Linked DNA regions of Homo sapiens: all the other regions are linked to region 2. Evidence: chromatin loops called from intact Hi-C (ENCODE). Cell type or tissue: heart right ventricle. All regions are shown on one strand. Each heading gives the region's core, and the rest is flanking DNA. Links, peaks and the distances in the headings are about the cores only. Region 1 overlaps DIP2C (disco interacting protein 2 homolog C). Region 2 overlaps DIP2C (disco interacting protein 2 homolog C). Region 3 overlaps DIP2C (disco interacting protein 2 homolog C).

What was found. Hi-C counts contacts between places; a loop is a spot of excess contacts. Peaks named below come from ENCODE experiments on the same cell type or tissue, not always from the same donor. Only the 100,000 strongest peaks of a DNase experiment are listed, where the experiment ranks them.
Region 1: it touches region 2 in a loop (3-fold over the local background); 10 of 110 quality-filtered maps call a loop at or near these places.
Region 3: a loop joins it to region 2, with 2.3 times the contacts of the local background. A loop is called at or near these places in 8 of 110 quality-filtered maps.

Annotation. Positions count from the first base shown.
Region 1 is chr10:589,497-596,116 of GRCh38, forward strand. The region is part of intron 1 of DIP2C (disco interacting protein 2 homolog C); the gene reads right to left. Among named protein-coding and RNA genes, the nearest start is that of DIP2C-AS2, 36 kb to the right of the region's middle. In heart right ventricle, for the core only: no CTCF peak of the experiment used is centred there; no DNase peak of the experiment used is centred there; H3K27ac peaks cover 633 bases.
Region 2 is chr10:508,512-515,131 of GRCh38, forward strand. All of the region lies in intron 1 of DIP2C (disco interacting protein 2 homolog C), which reads right to left. Among named protein-coding and RNA genes, the nearest start is that of DIP2C-AS2, 120 kb to the right of the region's middle. RefSeq lists an enhancer at 6,004-6,504. In heart right ventricle, for the core only: a CTCF peak has its summit at 2,682 (motif pointing right); a DNase peak (open chromatin) is centred at 2,720; H3K4me3 peaks cover 672 bases; H3K27ac peaks cover 1,849 bases.
Region 3 is chr10:662,306-668,925 of GRCh38, forward strand. The region is part of intron 1 of DIP2C (disco interacting protein 2 homolog C); the gene reads right to left. It overlaps DIP2C-AS1 (DIP2C antisense RNA 1), which reads left to right. Exons shown (of 4, transcript NR_187391.1): 4 at 486-6,620. Among named protein-coding and RNA genes, the nearest start is that of DIP2C-AS1, 16 kb to the left of the region's middle. RefSeq lists an enhancer at 1,678-2,205. In heart right ventricle, for the core only: no CTCF peak of the experiment used is centred there; DNase peaks (open chromatin) are centred at 656 and 3,356; H3K4me3 peaks cover 1,241 bases.

The sequences.
Region 1 (6,620 bases), core at 939-5,938, 81 kb after region 2:
CATACAGGAATTTCTCCTTGTTTTCACTCTTTTGCATATGGCTGTCCGATAATTCCAGCACCATTTGTTGAAAAGACTCAAATTCCACTGACCTGCTTTTGCATCTTTGGGTCTTCTGGACTCCACTCTGTCAGCTAACCCGTGTGTCCCTCCTGAGCATAATTTACGACTTCAGTGGATGTCTCTTTGTGAAAAAAGTAATTCTGTCTGGAAGCAAAAACCACACTAGAAATACTCTAATGAGATTCTTCCTCTTGTCAGGAGAGTAGAGGCACTGCCCTATGCAGAGGTGAGGCCTCAAAGGCTCCCAGGTGAAACCTTAACACACAAGGGGGAAGGCAATTCATTTCAAGGTAGTTACCAAGGGCCACAACATGAGACCAATGTAGCCATTAAAACTGCAATAATTTCACAACAGAATGAAATTCATAAGAACTGCTGAGAAGCGTGTGATAAGTTACATAAATCACCGTATCAAGATTCTGACGGTTGACTAGAAGAGAAATACCTTTCACAGTATAGTTCAAACAGGAGAAAGGTAGGAGTGGTTTCCACATCACACAGGGCCTGTGGGAAATGGACACTCTTCCTCTAAACGGGAGGTCCCGGGAGTGACGTGATAAACCACAGTGAGAGGCACGGAACTGTGAAAACCGGAGTCACGGCCTGAGCCCCACCACTGAGCCTCTGCGTCCATGAACGACGAGGCTCGAATGTCAGGCCAGGGGCAACCAAGGTAGTTATCAGGGGACAAGAAAATGAGTACATGGTGCAAGGCAAAGGTCTGAAATAGCACAGCACCTTCGAGTCAAGTGGGACAAACTGACTCAAAATACAGCTTCTAAAAAAACCACAGCAAGCTGTTCCTTGGCTCTGGAAAGGCTAAATGACTAACGCCCACACTGAGCATCTTCTCCCAGAGGTGACCCTGGTGACACAAGGCCCAGTTCCTGCGAACCCACGCCGAACCTCAGTGAGGAACTTGCTGGTATCTTACGGCATATCGACATGTTCCTTTAAAATCAGGTGTTTCATCAACGATGCAGGTGCCAGCTTTGACTCATTCACATTTCGATTCAACAAGATAATTTGCACCCTGACCATGCCAGATGAGAGTTTACTACAATCTTTAAACAGAGCCAGAGGCCATAGTCTGCTCCTACACAACACTATATCTCTACAAGTTAGACGGGTTTTTACTTTACATATCTTCACTTACCTAGTGCTAGAAAGCAGATTAAAAATAGAAGGAACCCAGAAACGCTATTGAAACTCAAATATCTTACAGCCACCATTCTGATGACCTAGGCAGGTCGTCCTAAGGTCTCCACCGCACCAGAGCCTGCGAGGTGAAGGGGCCGCCTCCCTCCAGCAGGAGTCCAGGAGCAGTGACTGCACCAGCTTCATGGCGTGAGAATTCCCCCCTCGGTCTCCGAGCCTCCAGTCTGTCCCCCACCAGGTTCTTCTGCCGGTGGCAAGGCCCAAGCTGGGTGGCACATTGGTTCTGACCATTTCCCTTGTCAAGATCAACACTGCAAACACACATCCAATTCATCCTGTCACTAAAAAATGAAAGAAGCCGCCACCTCCATCACAGATAACAGTCAGGTTTCCATTACTGGTTTTTTTTGTTTTGTTTTTTTTAGATGGAGTCTCTGCTCTGTCACCCAGGGTGGAGTGGAGTGGCGTGATCTCGGCTCACTGCAACCTCTGCACCTTCCCGGTACAAGTGTTTCTCCTGCCTCAGCCTCCCGAGTAGCTGGGATTACAGGTGCCCGCCACCACGCCTGGCTAATATTCATATTTTCAGTAGAGACAGGGTTTCACCATGTTGGCCAGGCTGGTCTCAAACTCCTGACCTCAGGTGATCCACCTGCCTCGGCCTCTCAAAGTGCCGGGATTACAGGTGTGAGCCACCATGCCCTGCCATTACTGGTGTAATTTCTAAGCCACTCTCTCACACCCACTCCCCTATTTTGTTAAAAACCAGTTATATGGCTATATTTTTTCCAAGAGAACCAGTTACCCATTTGAAGTACAAATAAAACATCATGTTTAAAAACCAAAAATGCCAATTTGCACAGAAGTTTACAAATACCCAGTCGATTTGAGCCTTGAGAATAAGATCAAGCTGTTGGCTAAATACAACTTCCCTTTTCATCTGCCTGCCGGTGAGTTAGACACAAGGACGAAGCCACCAGCTAGGGACATGAAGGCAGGAACCACCAAGGTAACCGAGACTCCAAATAAAAGCTCAAGGGACCAACACAAAGGTACCACACCCCACACCCTCCTCTCCTTCCTTTTCAGAACTTCCACAGGATGAAACAGGGACCTCTCCTCAGACGTCCCACAGTGCAGGCAGCCAGAGGGGAAGACAGCGGCGGCCTGAATGAGGCGACCAGGAAATCACATTCCACAAACAGCAGAAAGTCTCCATGTGCTTTACATCTTGTCTCTGAAGAACGATGCGAGTCTAAGTCGCCAGAAAACCATATTCAAGTGTCATTTCACATTTCAAGCGAAGAAAACAGTGGTAGGGCATGAGGGAGACACATTCATAGCCATGTGTTCTGGGGTATTCAACAAGAGGTTTTTTTCTGTTATAAACGTATAATTAGACATTCTCACATTTCTGTATAATTGATATTTCTGCTAATTAGGAAGCATATTAATATAAAGTGAATTCCAAGTGTAATAATCGGAGGACCCATTCAGATGACTTCAGGTTCTGCTGTGTTTCAACTGAAGAAAATGGTTCTGTGTATTGGTAACAAGGCGTGACAGTTTGTGTGGCTGTAATGAGGGCTCATGTTGCCTCCGTAGCAGCGGATGTTATATCACCACATTATCTTCTACAAAAAATCCTGAAAAAAATGAAGGCTGAATAGACATACATACCCTCCCAAAATAATCCAAATGTCCATCGATACGAAAACAGATGAATGACGGTTTGTTCCCACCATGGAATATTCCTCAGCAGTGAAAATAAACTATAGCCACAGGTACCAACTAGCATAAAGAAAATATTTTTAAAATGCTTAAAGTGAACTGACTAGGTGGAATTCCTCGATTACAGGTGTCTGCTTAGAAAGGGTATGGTTCTGAATTCCTGGGATTCAGAAACTAATTAGCAACCCTGTTTGGAGGCACATCTAGAAAAAAGCAAAATAATGACAACACTATTTTTAATTCTTTGTAAATTATAACTATTACTATGAAAATTCTAAAAATGTGAAATTTTTCCCAACTGTTCCTTTGACAAGCTTCAAAATAAATACCATGAGAATACAGCTCCAGTTAAGTTAGTAGAATGGAAACCTGAAGATGTACGAGCCGTCCCTGCTCGTGTAGAAATCTGAGAGCAGGTATGACACTGCAAGGCTCAAACCAACTGGGTATTTGGAAACTTCTGTGCAAAATGGCATTTTTGGTTTTTAAACACGAGGTCACTGTTATTTGTACTTCAAACAGGTAACAGTTTGGTTCTCTTGGAAGAAATACAGCCATAAAACTGGTTTTAAAAATATATATATGGGAGTGGGTATGAGAGAGTAGCTTACAAATTATGCCAGTAGTGGCCGGGAACGGTGGCTCATGCCTGCAATCCCAGCACTGAGAGGCAGTCCCCACACCTTTGAGGGCACTGGTCTCCTCTGCCGCCTTCCTGCAGGACCAACCCCAGGACACTCACTGGGTTTCCATCCCTGCCTCATTCAACATCCCCCCGGGGTGGTCTCATCGTCATCTGGGGCTCAGCTCTGCCCCACTTTCCTAAATCTGACTTCAGAGCCTGCAAACACCCACGCCCAGTGTAACCCTAAGTCCACGTTTACCCCAGAGAGTCCCAATTTTATATGTTTTCCCAACATCACCTTAGTGATAATTTATCCTGTAAATTCCAACTGCCTTCACACCTCACCCCCGCTGTCTCCCAGCAGACCCCACACCCGGGTCTGTGCATGCCGCCCTGCTCTGCCCACGCGGGACCCCCCCCCCCCCACCCTTTCTGGAGAAATCAGCTGGCGATCATCTCCTCGTGGAAGGCTGCCCTGACTTCCAACCCTCTCCAGCAGAGGCAGGGGCCCTCCTCGGTACTTCCCCCCAAAAGCTGGGCCAAGCATGGAGACGGCACATATCCTAGCTGTGCCTGGGATGTCACGGGCGGGGTCCCCAGATGCTCTGCACACGGCCTGGGGCACCACCTGAACACAGCAAGTGCTGAAGAAATAAAACCGACATGCACTGACCTCCGATAGGGCCTCCTTTACCATCCACATCCGTCTCCCCTCTGGACAGTAAAGTCCACAAGAAAGGGAGAGCTTGTCTCACTCACCTTCAAATTCCCAGGGTCACCCTGGCAGGTAAAGGGGACTCGAATGTCTTCTGAAAGCAGCAGCTGGTTAGCTGCCGAGTTAAAGGGCCTCTGAATTTCAGAGCTCTGTGTAGGAGTCCAGCACACTTTATCATGAATGACTCCAACCACGGCGGAACTGGCCGTGGAACCAGTGCCAACCAATTCAGGGTGTGTTCACCGTTTCTCAGTTCATTATCACAACTCACTAACAGAGCAGCCGTGCACAGATCCTCAGACGTTTACGCAGTGGGATGACAGAGGGGCCGACGGTGCTGAGTCACGTGAAGGTCCCGTTGCAGACTGGGAGAGAACGGCCAGACATGGACCCAGGGAGAGCACAGACCTCGGTTAAGTCAGCTCCATGTAAATAGCACTCCTGCCAGGCCCTTTCCTATCTGCACAGCTTCTACAAATTCAACTCTCACACCTGACACCTAAGAATACTGCACAACCCCACATGAAACTCCCCACTTACCTCCCAAAATGACCTGGCACGGCCGAGTACAAACCATTTCAACATAAGGGAACATGGCCAAGTACAAACCATTTCAACATAAGGGAACATGGCCGAGTACAAACCATTTCAACATAAGGGAACATGGCCGAGTACAAACCATTTCAACGTAAGGGAACATGGCCGAGTACAAACCATTTCAACGTAAGGGAACATGGCCGAGTACAGACCATTTCAACGTAAGAGAACATGGCTGAGTACAAATCATTTTAACATAAGGGAACGTGGCTGAGTATAAACCATTTCAACGTAAGGGAACTGGAGGGCACGTGGTGCTTTCTCGAGTCCCTGGCTGCTTCCTGACAGGAAGGCCCAATGCTTCAACACCCCTAGTGAAGGGCAGGTCTCGTCGGCCCCCTCAGAGTCAAGAAAACCCATGTTCACTTTCTCAAGACCACACACAACCGAGCCGCAAACCAGGGCGGAATCTCGACTCTCCGGGTTCAGATCATGTCGAATTTACGACCTGCTGCTGTGGACACTGCAGGAAATGATGAGCCTGATTCGGGCTTTGACCTTGAGCTAATTAGCATTAGCTAATTTCACTTCCCAGGACCAACTTCCAAGGCCTGCAAAGCCAGAGAAGGGAGAGGAGACAGAACACGCCCTCACCGCAGACCTGGTGCAAAGCACGCACTTCTCAGATGTGTCCCAAGGTGCAGTGTGTCCGATGCCCGTTCACATCCACCGACCCGCAGGTCTTCTACATGGCATCAGCCTCCTGGGCACTCGGGACAAGAGGTAAAATGGCAAATCCCCTCTGCAGCAAAGGCGAGGCGCAGGGCCCACACGGAATCAAACTGACCTTTTTCTGACAGTCTCAAAACAAAGAAAATACTGTACAGCCAACGTCCCCTCACGCAGGTTTACTCACCTGTGACTCGTGGGCCATGACAGAAAACTTCAGGTTCTTATTAGTTCCTATTTTCCCCATCCAGGAAGCCTTTGGTTTTAATATACAAACTTGCCATTTTGTAGGCCAAAAACAGCCAAATATTGGCAGTTTCCTATGGTTCAACTGAATAAAATATGACCACAACCTTTTGTGAAACCATGAAGAAAAAGTGAGTATCTCAATATGTGTTTCCAGACTGTGGCTTTGTCCCTGAAGCACTAACTCTTCTCACTCAGGATTTGAGACACTGAAGAACAAACATCAATATCCCACCAAGAGAACTGAAAGAATGAAATGATTTTGCATCTACCTTGAAGCCTTTTTAGAACAAGGCAGGACACAAACTTTTAAAAAGCTCCAGTTGTCCCTCCATCTACACAGGGACATCGGTTCCAGGACACCCCGGGTTTACCGAAATCCACGCGTCCGCAGGACCCGCGCCCACCCTGTGGAGCTGCATGTAGGAAATGTCGGCCCTCCACAAAGTCAGGTTTTTTCAATAAGGGTTTGGTTGGGAAAAAAAATTAACGTAAATGATCCTTCGAAGCTCAAGCCCATGTTGTTCAGGGTCAGCCGCACTTACTACTTGTGTCATAATCTGAGGCCTGACAGCCATCGTTCTTGATAAAGGGATGGTTAACAAACTAACTGTTCTGATTAGAAAGCGGAGGAAAAAGCTTATTTTTAAGCCGACAAAGAGTGGACACTGCTATGGTGAATGGAAAACAGACGTAAATAAGCACCAAGGCTGGGGTGACTGCCTGTGCTCAGACCCACTAAGGCCTGTTCCTCCGCCTCCCTCTGCTCAAACGGATAACTCCTTCCCCACGGCTAAAGGACCTTTTTTAAAGATT
Region 2 (6,620 bases), core at 775-5,774:
TGCACTGTTACCATTGTGCTGGTTCCGGATTTCCTGTGAGCCGCTAAGCTCTTCGCAGCAAAGACCACTCAATGGTCTGGTCCAGGACTCTCTGGGATGGATGGATGGGTGAGTGGCTGATGGACAAGTGTGATGCTGAATGGGATCATGCAAAGCTGGCCCCACGTATTTTGGTCAACGTAAGAAAAAAGCCTCCCATGTTTGCTTGCTGCCACCCTAACCGCAGCGTCCAGAAGAAGCCACTTAAAGGCAACTGTACCGCACATACAGGAGATGGCGAGACGAGACTGGCTGGAGATGGGAAGTTGTGTACTACTGATCAGGGCTGCATGACCCAAAAAAGGCATCACTCGAAAACACGGCTGTTCCAACAGCAGTGCTGGAAGGCGGCCACTCTGACCCGACCGTCCACCTCCAGGGTCAGCCACCTGGCACCTCTTGGATGTCTCATCCTGGGCACCCCTTCACAGAGTAAATGAGCCTTTTAACTTCAGCCTGTCCTCGCTAGAACACTGACTCCCACCTCCCATGTCCTGAACCGGCCTGTTCCAGGGACTGCTGTGGACAGACGAGCAGGCCCAAGATATCTAGTGGCATTTCCTGGCAAGGACACTCACGATGCTTGACCATACAACTAGGGGTCGATTGGTTTTTTAGACTGACTGTAATTCCCTGGTGGCACGCGTGGATACTGATTCACCCGGGGAGGGGCATAGAGGAGACTGAAGGAAAACCCGTCCTAACCGCGCCAGGTATTCCCGCACGCACCGATATCTTCAGACTTCTGCAGCATCCTCCTCCTACAGACAAACTGAAGCTCAGAGACACTAAGGAGCTTGTCCAAGACCAGCAACAAGTATGTGAGCAGCTGGGATTCAACCAGGTCCTTCCCTGGATCCATCCGCGCTGCTCCCCCTCCCACCCCGAGGCAGCTCCAGATGGACACAGCAGGTCGGAACATCCCACACCCCAAAGACAGACTACGGAGCAGAGCCGGCTTCCGCAGCGGAAACTCACACACAGCCCATTCCCATTCTTGCCGAATATCTCAGGGACTCTGTGCGGTAAGGGCTGCAGGTGTGACCTCACTCTGCGCCAGGAGATCCGGGTGGTAGGCAGTGTTTTGGAGGGTGCTCGTCCAGACGAGAGAGAGGCATCTAAGGGGGCTCATAAGCAGATCCATGAGACACAGGACACCTCAGAGAAGGGCCGACAAACCCCACAAAGTCGCTCCCATCCTGGAGAGCAGCTTGGAGAGGACGGGGCGCCGCAGTCTCCTCCCAGCCCACGCTTCGGCATGGAGAGCAGCTTGGAGAGGACAGGGCCGCCGCAGTCTCCTCCCAACCCACGCTTCAGATGGGTCTCGCTGCAGCCTGTGGTGCTCATCAGGCTAAGCAGCAAGAGGAAGCTTCCCAGGGCAGGAGTTCTCCTTTCACAGCAAAAGTGGCACAGGCAATGCAGCAGGGCTACTTCAGCCCAGGGCTCAGGAACCACGGGGTGCAGCGCGGCCTGCAGCAAACCAGACACATCAGAAGCCAAGGTCCCACTTTAACATTCAGTGACATCGAACGGAGGGAGTTATCTGTAGCAATCGCCTTCCTGGGGGACCCGTACAACACGCATGACCACTGAAACTGACTGAGTCCCTTCTAGGTCCTGGGGGCTACCCCACTTTACACTCATTGGTTCCATTCACAAATCTATGTGGGGCAGTTGTTAGCCCCAGTTTAGAGATGAGGAAAATGCTGCTTGGAGAAACTAAATGATAAAACCAGACTTCAACACACCTTGCCGTCTCCAAGACCCCTGCTCTGTGTCCTAGGGTCTCAGGGGCTGGGTATTCGGCATTTTAAGTGACTAATCATAGGCAGTTTTCTTCTCTCCTGCACCTATATTTAGCCTGAACGTGCACGTACATGCTCAGCTGCAGGTGCACTGCCGTATGTGGACCAGCAACGCTCTTTCCCGCCTGGGGTTCTCGTGACCACCTTCCGGAAAGCTCTCGCCTGCTTTACAGCCGTGCCAGGCAGGCCTGGGCAGCCGCACAGTGAAATTACTGCAGGGTCAGAGCCAAGTGCTGGCTGAGATTTTAACAGCGAAGACAGCAGAGCAATGGGGATAAGCTGAACAAAACTCTATTGCAGCACAGACGGAAATCTAGAAGCAAAAGAAGCTGACACCCCTGAGAGAGCAGCTGACTGCATCTCACTGTGACGTTAACAGCAGCCTGCTGTTTCCAGCGCCTCCGTGTGCCGGGGTTTCCAGTCAGCATTTGTGTTTATCTGCTCTTGAGCTGCCTGATCAAACCTCCGTAAAGATCAGGGATATCTAAATTGACCCAATATCTGCATGCTGGCTGCTCAGAGCTGGTGGTGTGGGACAGCCAGGACATCACTTAGTCATACGGGGGCACAAACATGTCACTTGCCACTCATGTCTTTATCTCATTAAAACCTATTTTCTCCTGAATATTGACCACAGCAAAGTCTATTAGCCTTCGAGATGCAGTTGAAACATCGACGTGCTTTGTTCAAGAGGTTTAAGACACACGTAAGTCTTTCTTGCCATGCTCAATACACACAGCCGTTTCTGAAGTCGGTGTTTCTGGAACAAAAGCCTTGGCCTGCCCCAGTGAACATTCACGCTGAACACACTGTCGCGATGCTGCTTGGCCAGCCAGCAGGGGGCAGGAGAGAGCAGCAGGTGCCAGCGTGGAGTTCCTGCAAACTCGCCTCAATCAAGGGCGGTGTGTCCTGCCAATCCAGCGGCTTCCTCCAAGGGGAAGCGGCCTCTTCAGCTGCCACAGCACTGATTTCAGGCGGCTCAGCCAATGGGGCAACAGATTCAACAGAGTTCCATGTCGTTAAAGGAAAACTTCTGTTACCAGGCAACCTTAATATCAGATTCAACGTAAAATAACCAACAAGATTGTTTCCAAACCAAGGTGCTACTAGTGCCTTATCCTTCAATGCTGCTTAAACACGGAGAAGTATGAGGAAAAAAGAACATAGCATTTACTTCTTAAAAAATAACACGTCTTCCAGGTTCATTTTACCCATAAAGACTTAGAACTGTGGCTTCCCTAGAGGAACGTGGTGGGAGGTGGATCCCGACACTGACCCAGCCTCCCCCCACAAGTCAGTCACCCCTCCACGGGGTTCACACCTCTCCAGGCCCTGTCACCTCAACAATGAAGGGTGGCGGCTCCGAGCTCTCTTCACAGGGAGCACCGAACAGGAGCTAGAGAGAGACACAGACACACCCACAACCGCTTAAAAATCCTGAAATGCAATACATATTTAAGGACTTCATTATTAGTTTTTCAAAACTGTAAGAACAAAGTGAGCCTGGCTTTAACCTGTGTGACACGATAACACCGTGTATATCTGTCCTTTACTGTCTGTTCCTTCTCCAGCTGCTGCTGCCTGGCTGGCCGACTGCGGGAGAAGAGCCTCTGGTACTCCCGGGAGGCCCTCGGTAAAAGCGTGAGCACCACAATCACCTCTCAGGACACCGCACACGTTAGGGTCGCCCACAGACGGCCGTTCCCAGTGCCTTCTTACAAAGGCATGAACGGGCCTCCTGCTCTTTGTAAATGTCAACCTTCCTAAGCAATGTCGTGTTGACAATTTTTAACTGCAGTCCACCTATACTTCTTTGTTTCTGTCTTGTTTTTATCCTAGAGGCATATTATTATGGAAAATTAAATTTGCAAGGTTGAAGCGTTTTTTAAAGTTGACTTCTAATCCTGGAAGGGAAAAAAATGGGCCAGATGTGGTGCTCACACCTGTAATCCCAGCAGTTTGGGAGGCTGAGGCAGGCAGATTGCTTGAGCCCAGGAGCTCAAGACCAGCCTGGGAAACATGGCAAAACCCTGTCTCTACTAAAAATAAAAAATAAAAATAAAAATAAAAAATTAGCTGGGCGTGGTGATATGTATCTAGTCCCAGCTACTCAGGGTGCTGAGGTGGGAGGATCACCTGAGAGGTGATCACCCAGGAGGTGAAGGCTGCAGTCAGCCAAGATTTGCGTTGCTGCACTCCAGCCTGGGCGACAGAGTGAGACCCCATCTCAAAAAACAAAAAGCAAAAACAACTGTATACATCATTATAGAAAGGAGCTGGCCGGGCAGTGGCTCACGCCTGGAATCCCAGCACTTTGGAAGGTCGGGGTGGGCAGATCACCTGAGGTCAGGAGTTTGAGACCAGCCTGGCCAATATGGCAAAACCCCATCTCTAATAAAAACACAAAAATTAGCCAGGCATGATGGTGGGTGCCTGTAATCCCAGCTACTAGGGAGGCTGAGGGAGGAGAATCACTTCAGCCTGGGAGGTGGAAGTTGCAGTGAGCCGAGATTGCGCCACTGTACTCCACTCCAGCCTGGGTGACAACAGCGAGACCCCACTTCAGGAAAAAAAAAAAAAAAAAAAAAAGGGAGCTAATGTTTTTCATTTAAGGGAAGGGAGAAGAACATTCAGTATTTATACATCTCACGCACACATCTGCAGTGGGGCCCTAAAGTATTCAAGATACACATTCCTACAAATATAGCTCAAAACTACTCACCAAGTTTCATGCTAAAAGCACATGCATTTTAAGAGTGCTACATTATATTTTTTAAGCATCTGTATCCAATATTTTAGCATACTGGCAGTTTTCCCTTCAGGTGCTGTATGCCTAAATTATTACATGTTTAGTCGTTCATGTTAGAATTTATGACTCGCTTTAGACAAAAGAAATAAACATAAGCTACTAAATTAATGACTTAGGGGAAAAGTTACTACAATAACTTAGAAGTCAAACTTTGCAAACTGAATTTGTTGGACCATGTAAGCCAGATGATCAGTTTTTAAAATTGTTTGTCGCGTGTTTCCCTCAAGGACGGAAGTCTCCCCTTTACTCTCATCCACTGCATGCTGCAGCCCGCACCTCTCATCCACCACAGCACACTGCGGCCCGCGCCTCTCCTCCACCGCGCCACACCACGGCCCGTGGCTCTCGTCCACCACAGCACACCGCAGCCCATGCTTCTTGTCCACCGTGCCACACCGCGGTCCACTGCGCCACACTGCAGCCTGCAATTCACCCTGTACCACGCCTTCCACACCTTACCTGAAAGTCACTAAGTATAACCAAGAAGGAAATGAAAAGTAGATAAATGACCTCCACCCCCACCCCATGTCCAGCCTGCACATGTTTAAACATTCATCAAAGTAAAACCAAAAACTCACGTTAGCTCACGATTGTAACTGGTAGAATCATGTGCATGGCAATTTTAAAAGTCTCATTAAGTAAAAACCTAATCGAACCTCTCAAGAAATACAAAGTTTATACAAAAAGACATCTGCAAACATCGACAGTGAGGAAAGGACTTCACTCACCATCCAGCCTGTCCTGGAAGCCACGGCCAAATGCCAGGTTGTATAGATCCAAAAAGCAGAAAAAACAGTGCTGAAATGTGTACAGTCTTGGCAATGTACAAATTCAGATGTAGGATGCTCAGAAACCTTGAATTTCCAATCAGAGAACAGGAACATGAGCAAGTTCCCCAGCAGTGCCCACCTTCTGCCTATAGCATGTGTAACAGGAATGCTGGCCACCTCGGGGGGACAGAGGCTTCCTGGTGCATTCGCCCTGCCAGCCGCACAGCTGGCCCCACCACAAACACCTGCTAATACTGAAGAACCACCCCCCTTCCTTGGGCTTTGCTCACTCTAGCCAGGAGAGCGTATTTACACAGTGCATTATCGACTCAGTTCTCGTTCAATACGTCAAGCTTGTTGAAGGCATGGCAACCCCACTCCTGGCCCAATTAAGTGAACTGAGCAGAACAAATGCCCCCAGTTCGACGGCACTCAGTCACAACAGCAACGGCCACCATTCACAGGGTGCTGGCTTCGTGCCGGGAACAGTTCCAGGCGTCTTCTTTGTCCGAGGAATTTACACTGCAACCCTGCAGGGCCGTTCGCAATGTTCACCAGAGGGTTCTGAGGCAGCCAAGTCCAGGCTGTCTGTGGGCCTCACCGCATGGCCGTCCGTGTCCCCCTGCAGACCAGACCTCACTCCAAGGACCGCGGGTTCCAGGGCTGCCTTGAGGCACATGCTCCCTTCGCCACCTCCTCCTGGCCCCTGACACCGACCCTCACCACTGCTGCCAACACCGTATTTCCTCATGGCTCCTGAGGGACCTGGTCTTTCTGCACGTCCCTGCTCCCTGCGTCCGGCTTGGAGGATGCCCGTATCAACGCCAACATTCACGTAATCACCACCCCCCTTCCATGGGGGGCTTTATGCCTAGGAGTCTCAATATCAGAATGTCGGATTCCTGTGCTTGGAGGATTTATTCCCACTGTGGAAGTGAAGGGGGTAAAATTCTAGGTGCCTGCAATAACCTCATTTCTGTAGCTAAGCAACTTCAGTAGTAGCAAAAAACAAGCTTTTTTTAACTTCTTTTATACAAGCTAAAAACAATTTTTACGTCCACGTTCTCATCAGCTCCCACCTGGTGAGCAGGCAGATAGTAATTTTCAGAAAAACAAATTGTTCCATAATTTTAACACTTAGTGTTATCACTATTAAGAATTATAAACGTTAATTACATAACTATCCAAAATGCCTCA
Region 3 (6,620 bases), core at 656-5,655, 150 kb after region 2:
AACACTTGCTTGATAATTTTGTGGCATTGCCAGATAACGCGGACAAAGTGAGAACTACGCAGGTGTATGGATGCTGCCTTGCCCAGACCTCACTCACCCAGACACTCCTGGATGTTCAAGGTGACCAGCCCTATTGGCGCACAGGCAGGCACAGGCTGCACCCCCACAGCTGGGCCCCGCGAGCTGAACGCTAATCATGAAGCAGCTGTGTTTGCTCCTAAATCTGTTTATGCCAGTGTACTTGTTACACATTACTTAAACCAATAAAATATGACTCCAAAGAGAGAGTAATTGATTGGATAAAAACTAAGATGGATGCCTTTCAAAGACTTGATATGGGGGAATTTTTTTTTCTTTTTCATCTTTTTAAAATTGTTATCAAATTAGGTATGGGCAGAAAATATATACAATGTTTGAGGAAATAATTTTTAAAGGTTTCAAATCTAACTTATCTTATTTCTCTTGTGTTGCCTATTCTCTTTTAGAAGAACCAAAACTGTGGCAGGCCTGCGATGGCTGTGGTTGAGGAAAGAGGCCACACCCACAGCCAGCAGAACCACACTCAGCAGCAGCCTAGCCCCACGTGGAAGAGGCGTGAACACTCTCGGGAGAGGTGGATGTACGCTAATGGTTCTCAGCTCCGACCTCTGTGATTAACAGAACATGCTGATTGGTTTTATCTGAACGTCACACAAAAGGGTTTCTATGTCCAGGAAAGACTCTAAACACTCTGGACCCTGCTGGGGCAGATGGTGACCGTGACCCAGTGATACCACTCTCCAGTGGGCAGCCTGGTCTGCAGAGGGGGAGATCCCTGGGGCAGCCCTACCTCAGCATGGGTGAGTTTCTGTTGCAATTCTATGTCCAGTGTAAATAAACTGTGGAAAACTGGGAGATGGTACAAGAAAGCAAGGATGCCAACTAAATGAATAGAAAGATCTACAAGGGAAGGCTGAGATCAGCTGAAATAGGATTGGGAAAGTAAAGGCCTGGCTGGAACTTCGTAATGGCTTTTGAGGCTCGGGAACAGGGACAGTAGCTGCCCTGTCCATCCCAGGAGAGAACAGACGGACATGGCTGGAAAGCACTTCCCTGACTAAAAGTGTCTTTAAAAAGGGAGATCTCAGAATCTCCTTCCCTGGAATGCTTTAACCCTTCATGGAACACAGCAGAAATTCCACAGCCCTGCATCCCAGGAAGCAGGGACAGGACAGCAGCTTCCAGCACACAGAAGCATTTAGAGGCATAAGTAGCTACGCAAAGACAGCAGGAGCCGTGCCTCGAAAAGGCTGAGATGTCTGAGAAATAAAGTTGTACGCGGATTTACGCCTGGGCAGGTTGAAATGCGTGTGCCATGACAGATCCGGAAGCTTGTCTACTCGAAGGTCCACATCCAGGTATGTTTCACAGTCATCACAACTAGATTTTCAGAAATTTAAAACTCCTAATGAAGAAACACAAACCTGCACGTCTCACGCCACCACTTAAGGCAGCGGCTCTCAAGCAGGGGCGATTCTACTGGGAGGAGGGATGCTGATGGCACCAGAGGGTGGGAAGCAGGGATCTGACGCTTAGCACCGCAGGTGCCAAGGACGGCCTCCTCCCCACAAGGGCTCCGGGAGGCCACACCAGAGGGTGGGAGGCAGGGGTGACGCTCAGCACTGCAGGCACCGAGGACAGCCTCCTCCCAGGAGGAAAAAACAAAGACGGGAAAAAACAAAGGCTCCCCACAAGGGCTCCAGGGGGCCACACCAGAGGGTGGGAGGCAGGGGTGACACTCAGCACCGCAGGCACCGAGGACGGCCTCCCACAAAGGCTCCTCTGGGCCAGAGCATCCGTAGTGCCAAGGGGAAAAGCCCGGACACAAAGGATCCAGTGTTTTCAACGTTGCTCAGGGTATCTCCACACAGAAACTCCCATCTGCCTTTTGTGCAAACTCTGGGGTCTTGCAATCGATAAACGTTCACAAGACACAACACGTGAACCTAACAATTCTCTTTTGCTCCAGGAGAGAGAAAAGAAGGAATGGTTTGGGGAGATTCACCGAAATTCTGTGAGTTCTTGACTAAAAATCACCAAGTCCGCTGTGTTCTGTTATCAGCAGTCCTGGGTAGGCCCAGACCCACCTCACCCCCAGCGGGACCCAGGAAAGGCTTTAAACCTCAAACGTCCCTTTTCGTAACACTGGCTGTTTCATGTGGTTAATAAATCATCCAATAAAATGACACACATAAGCCCAGTTATACACTCGACACATTAACACTATTGATCATTGTTATATGTCCGGGTTAATCAACATTACAATGCTACAGAGAAATCATTGGTACTAAGAGTTGTAAGGATGATTTTTTAAAATTTATGTATCTCAATTTTTTATACTGTTACTTTTTACATTTTAAAAAATGTATATTCTGAAATATTTTTGATATTTTAAAATGTTAATGTATCAAGCATTTTAAAATGAACCAAATATATATCTACAAATATATAGGGAATTTTTAAATAAATATCAGGGTAGAAGGAATTAAAACTCCTAACTTAATACTAAATAGACGGGAAAAAACAAAGTAGAGAGTTCTCACAGACTCCTGAAGGAATATATAGTAATAAAGCTCAAAAAGTACATTAAAACCTTTATAACGATGTTTTAATTACCAACTAACAAGAAAATATCTACTGAATCGCGACTAGCAGATACCCAGGTCTGTTCAGCACCTGTACTCTCCCCTAGGTCTGCTGAGGAACAGATCAATTCTGTTGGAGTTGACCTTGAAATTTAAAAAAACAAAACAAAACAAAACAAAAACAGCTTTAAAGATTTAAATTTCCTGAATAAAACAGAAAATAAAAATAACACTTCTGCACCTGTGAGTTCTCTTGACCCTAATTTATTTTTTGCTTTGGATGGTTCATAAAATATACATATATACCTTAACCGTGCTTTATATTATATACTAGTGATTGTTAATTCATTATTAACCTCACTCTACAGCTAAATTCTAACACTAATCATGGTGGCATCATTAGGACATTGTTCTAGGTGGTGCTTTTTTAACTGAAAAGAAAAACGGGGGATAGGTAATAAATAATTATGTAATCTAAAGAAAAAGTTTTAATTGTGTGAGTCCAGTAACGCGATCATCTAGCATGGAAAATATTTTCAGTAGTTCCAGGAAACTTCACATAAGAAACACTAAATAAATTCTAAGTTCAGTATATGAGTTAGAGACATTTCCAAAAGGAAAGCACACACAGTTGGTTGGGAGCGCCTGGATTTTCTCTAGCAAAAGACTCGTGGAATCCATGCTTTCGCCGCCACGTGACGAGGCACACGCGGACTGGGACATCGTCCTCCACCCTCCAGAACCAAACGCTACGCGAAACCACAGCGCCAGATTCCCACACTGGAAAATCCCTGAGCAAAGACTCACGTGACTCCTCCTCAGCCGCTTTCCCAAAACAAAACACATCAATCAAACGAACCCGATGAAATATACGAGATCGAAAGGAAAACAAGAGCCAGGCTTATCTCTTACAGGAACACTCCATAAATCTTACACTGAATTCACTCATCCTTCCACACAATCTGCTGATAAGAGGTAAATAATCAAGTGGAAATCACTCAAAGAAGCGCTTTCCTCCCCCAACAGACGCCGAAGTCTTTGCCGTGGCACTTATGGGGTGCTCTAACTTCTCAGCGCTGGCCGTCACCAACGCAGGCCGGCAGCACCCTGGAAAGGCCCAGGTCCCGCAGCTCTCCCTCCACGCGTGGCTACGGTGGAGGAACGAAGAGCAGCTGTGAGTTCGTGGGAAAGAAGGGCTATCTGGAATAATACGAGTCCGGGTGACATATGTAATTGTGAGTTTTTGTTTTCTCCGAACTGGCCTTATTATTATTAATTATTCCTTCAGCACCTACCGGGAAAGCGAGAAGAAAGCAAAGGGCATCACTCCCTACCCACGAAAGACTCACAACATCCCTGGAAAAGCAACGAGGCGAACGGCTGGTCTGCGTTCAGAGCTGGTGAGGAGCAGGGAGAAGAATCCAGAGCGTCCCCGCCTCCCTCCCTCACCGCCCTCCCGCACTGATGTGAACACGGGAGTAACACCGCGCGTGGGGAATCCACTGGCACCCAGAGCCCGGCCCGCGGCAGCAGAATCACCCAAGACTGAGATCCTGTGGCCTGAGTCGGGGCCGGGGAAACCAAGCCTGCAGGACTCCGGGAGCAGCCGGTTTCTGCACACAGGTAACATAGAACTGGGGGTAAGCAAAGCCACGAGGTCGGCCCGTGGCCTGTCTGCCCGTGGCCTGTCTGCCCGTGGCCTGTCTGCCCGTGGCCTGTCTGCGCACAGCTATTAAAAGTTCAATAAACGTGGTGGCAGCAGCTGAACTGGCTACCACAGGACGCAGCTGGGGTCTGGACGTGGGCCTGGGGGCTGGTGGAAGGCACGTGTGTTGAGGCGTGTACTCAGGGCCTGCCTACTTCCCCAGGCCTACGGGGACAGATGTAGCTCCCCAGGAAATACCACAGGCAGACCCCGGCCGGCAAGCTGCCCCAAGAAGCAGTGCGCCTCCCAAAATCAGAAGCAGCTAAGCTGACCCCCACCTCATGTGAAAGAGCCAGGCACCAGGGAGAGGGCACCCACCCAGTCTCCTAATCATAACAGACATTCACAGCAACACCACGAAAAAGAAACTACTGCTCTGACCTGGAAAAATGAAATTTAAAACAGAAAACACACAGGTTGTAACTAAAAGGCAGACGGACCAGGTGCGGTGGTTCATGCCTGTAATCCCAACACCTTGGAAGGCCGAGGCAGGCGGATGACATGAGGTCAGGAGTTCAAGACCAGCCTGGCCAGCATGGTGAAACCCCATCCCTACTAATAATACAAAAACTAGCCAGACGTGGTGGCAGGCACCTGTAATCCCAGCTACTCAGGACTGGGAGGAGGCGCAGGATGACGACGAGAGAGAGACGAGAGAGGCAGATGGCCCACGGCAGGCTGAGCACAGGACCTGGCTGAGGCCTCCTGGGGAGGGGCAGAGGCAAACATGCTGCTGCTTCTAGGCTACTCGGGAGGACGCACGCTCAGAAGGGGCTGCACGGCAGGACTTGCTGAGGAGCAGTCACGTGGATGCCCCCGCCTCTCACAACGCACACACTGACAACATGCAACTCACATACAACACAACATGCATGTACAATGTACTCATACAACATATACAACACTGACAACACACAACACACACAACACATGCAACCTATACAACACATACCCAATATATGCTACTCACAACACAATATGCATTTATAACACACTCATACAACACATACCCAATGCATGCAACTCACAACACAACACGTACGTACAACACATACACACATACAGCACACGTAACACATACAACACAACACACATGTACAATGCACTCATACAGCACACACAACTCATAACATGCACATACAACACACAACACTCATACAAAACAACATACACAACTCACAACATGCACATACAATGCACTCATACAACACAACACATACAACATACATGCAACTCACAACATACACATACAACACACTCATACAGCACATGTACAACACATGCAACTCACATTCAACACGACATACACGTACCACACACAACACACGCAACTCACAACACAACATGCATGTACAACACTCATACAACACAACACTCATACAACATACAGACAACACATGCAACTCACAACACAACATACACATACAACACACTCATACAACACACACAACACATGCAACTCACGCACAACACAACATGCACAACACAACATACAACATATACAACACAACACTCATACAACATATATGTGTATTGCATACACATAATACATGCAACTCACAACACAACATACACATACAACACACTCATACAACACATGCAACTCACAACACAATATGCACGTACAACACACTCATACAACATACAACATATAACACATACAACATACAACACATGCAACTCAACACAAATACATGTACAAGGCACTCACACAACACACAACACTGATACAACATACAACACATGGAACTCACAAACACGTACAGCACACTCATACAACATACAACCCATACAACATACAATACATGCAACTCATACAACATACACATACAACACTCATACAACACACATTCATACAACACAACACTCATACAACATACAAAACATACAACTCACAAATACATGTACAACACACTCATACAACACATAACACTCAAACATACAATGAATGCAACTCAACACAACATGCACATACAACACACATACAACCCATGCCACTCACATACAACACAACACGCTCATACAACACATTCATACAACACATACTGTACAGATTCTAAGTATGAAATAGAAAACAGCACATGCACAGTTTCTAAAGTATGACAAAAGCTTTTTTCAAGAAGGTCATCCAACATCCAAACTGGTAACATGTCCTCATTTTCAGCTGCTGTTCAGATTCAAGCATGTTTATCATCTGCTCCATGAATTACAATAATATAGCATAAACCCTTTTTTCATTTTACACCCACTTTGGTGTGGGGTGCTCCAAAACAGGGGCCAGGAGCCTCAGT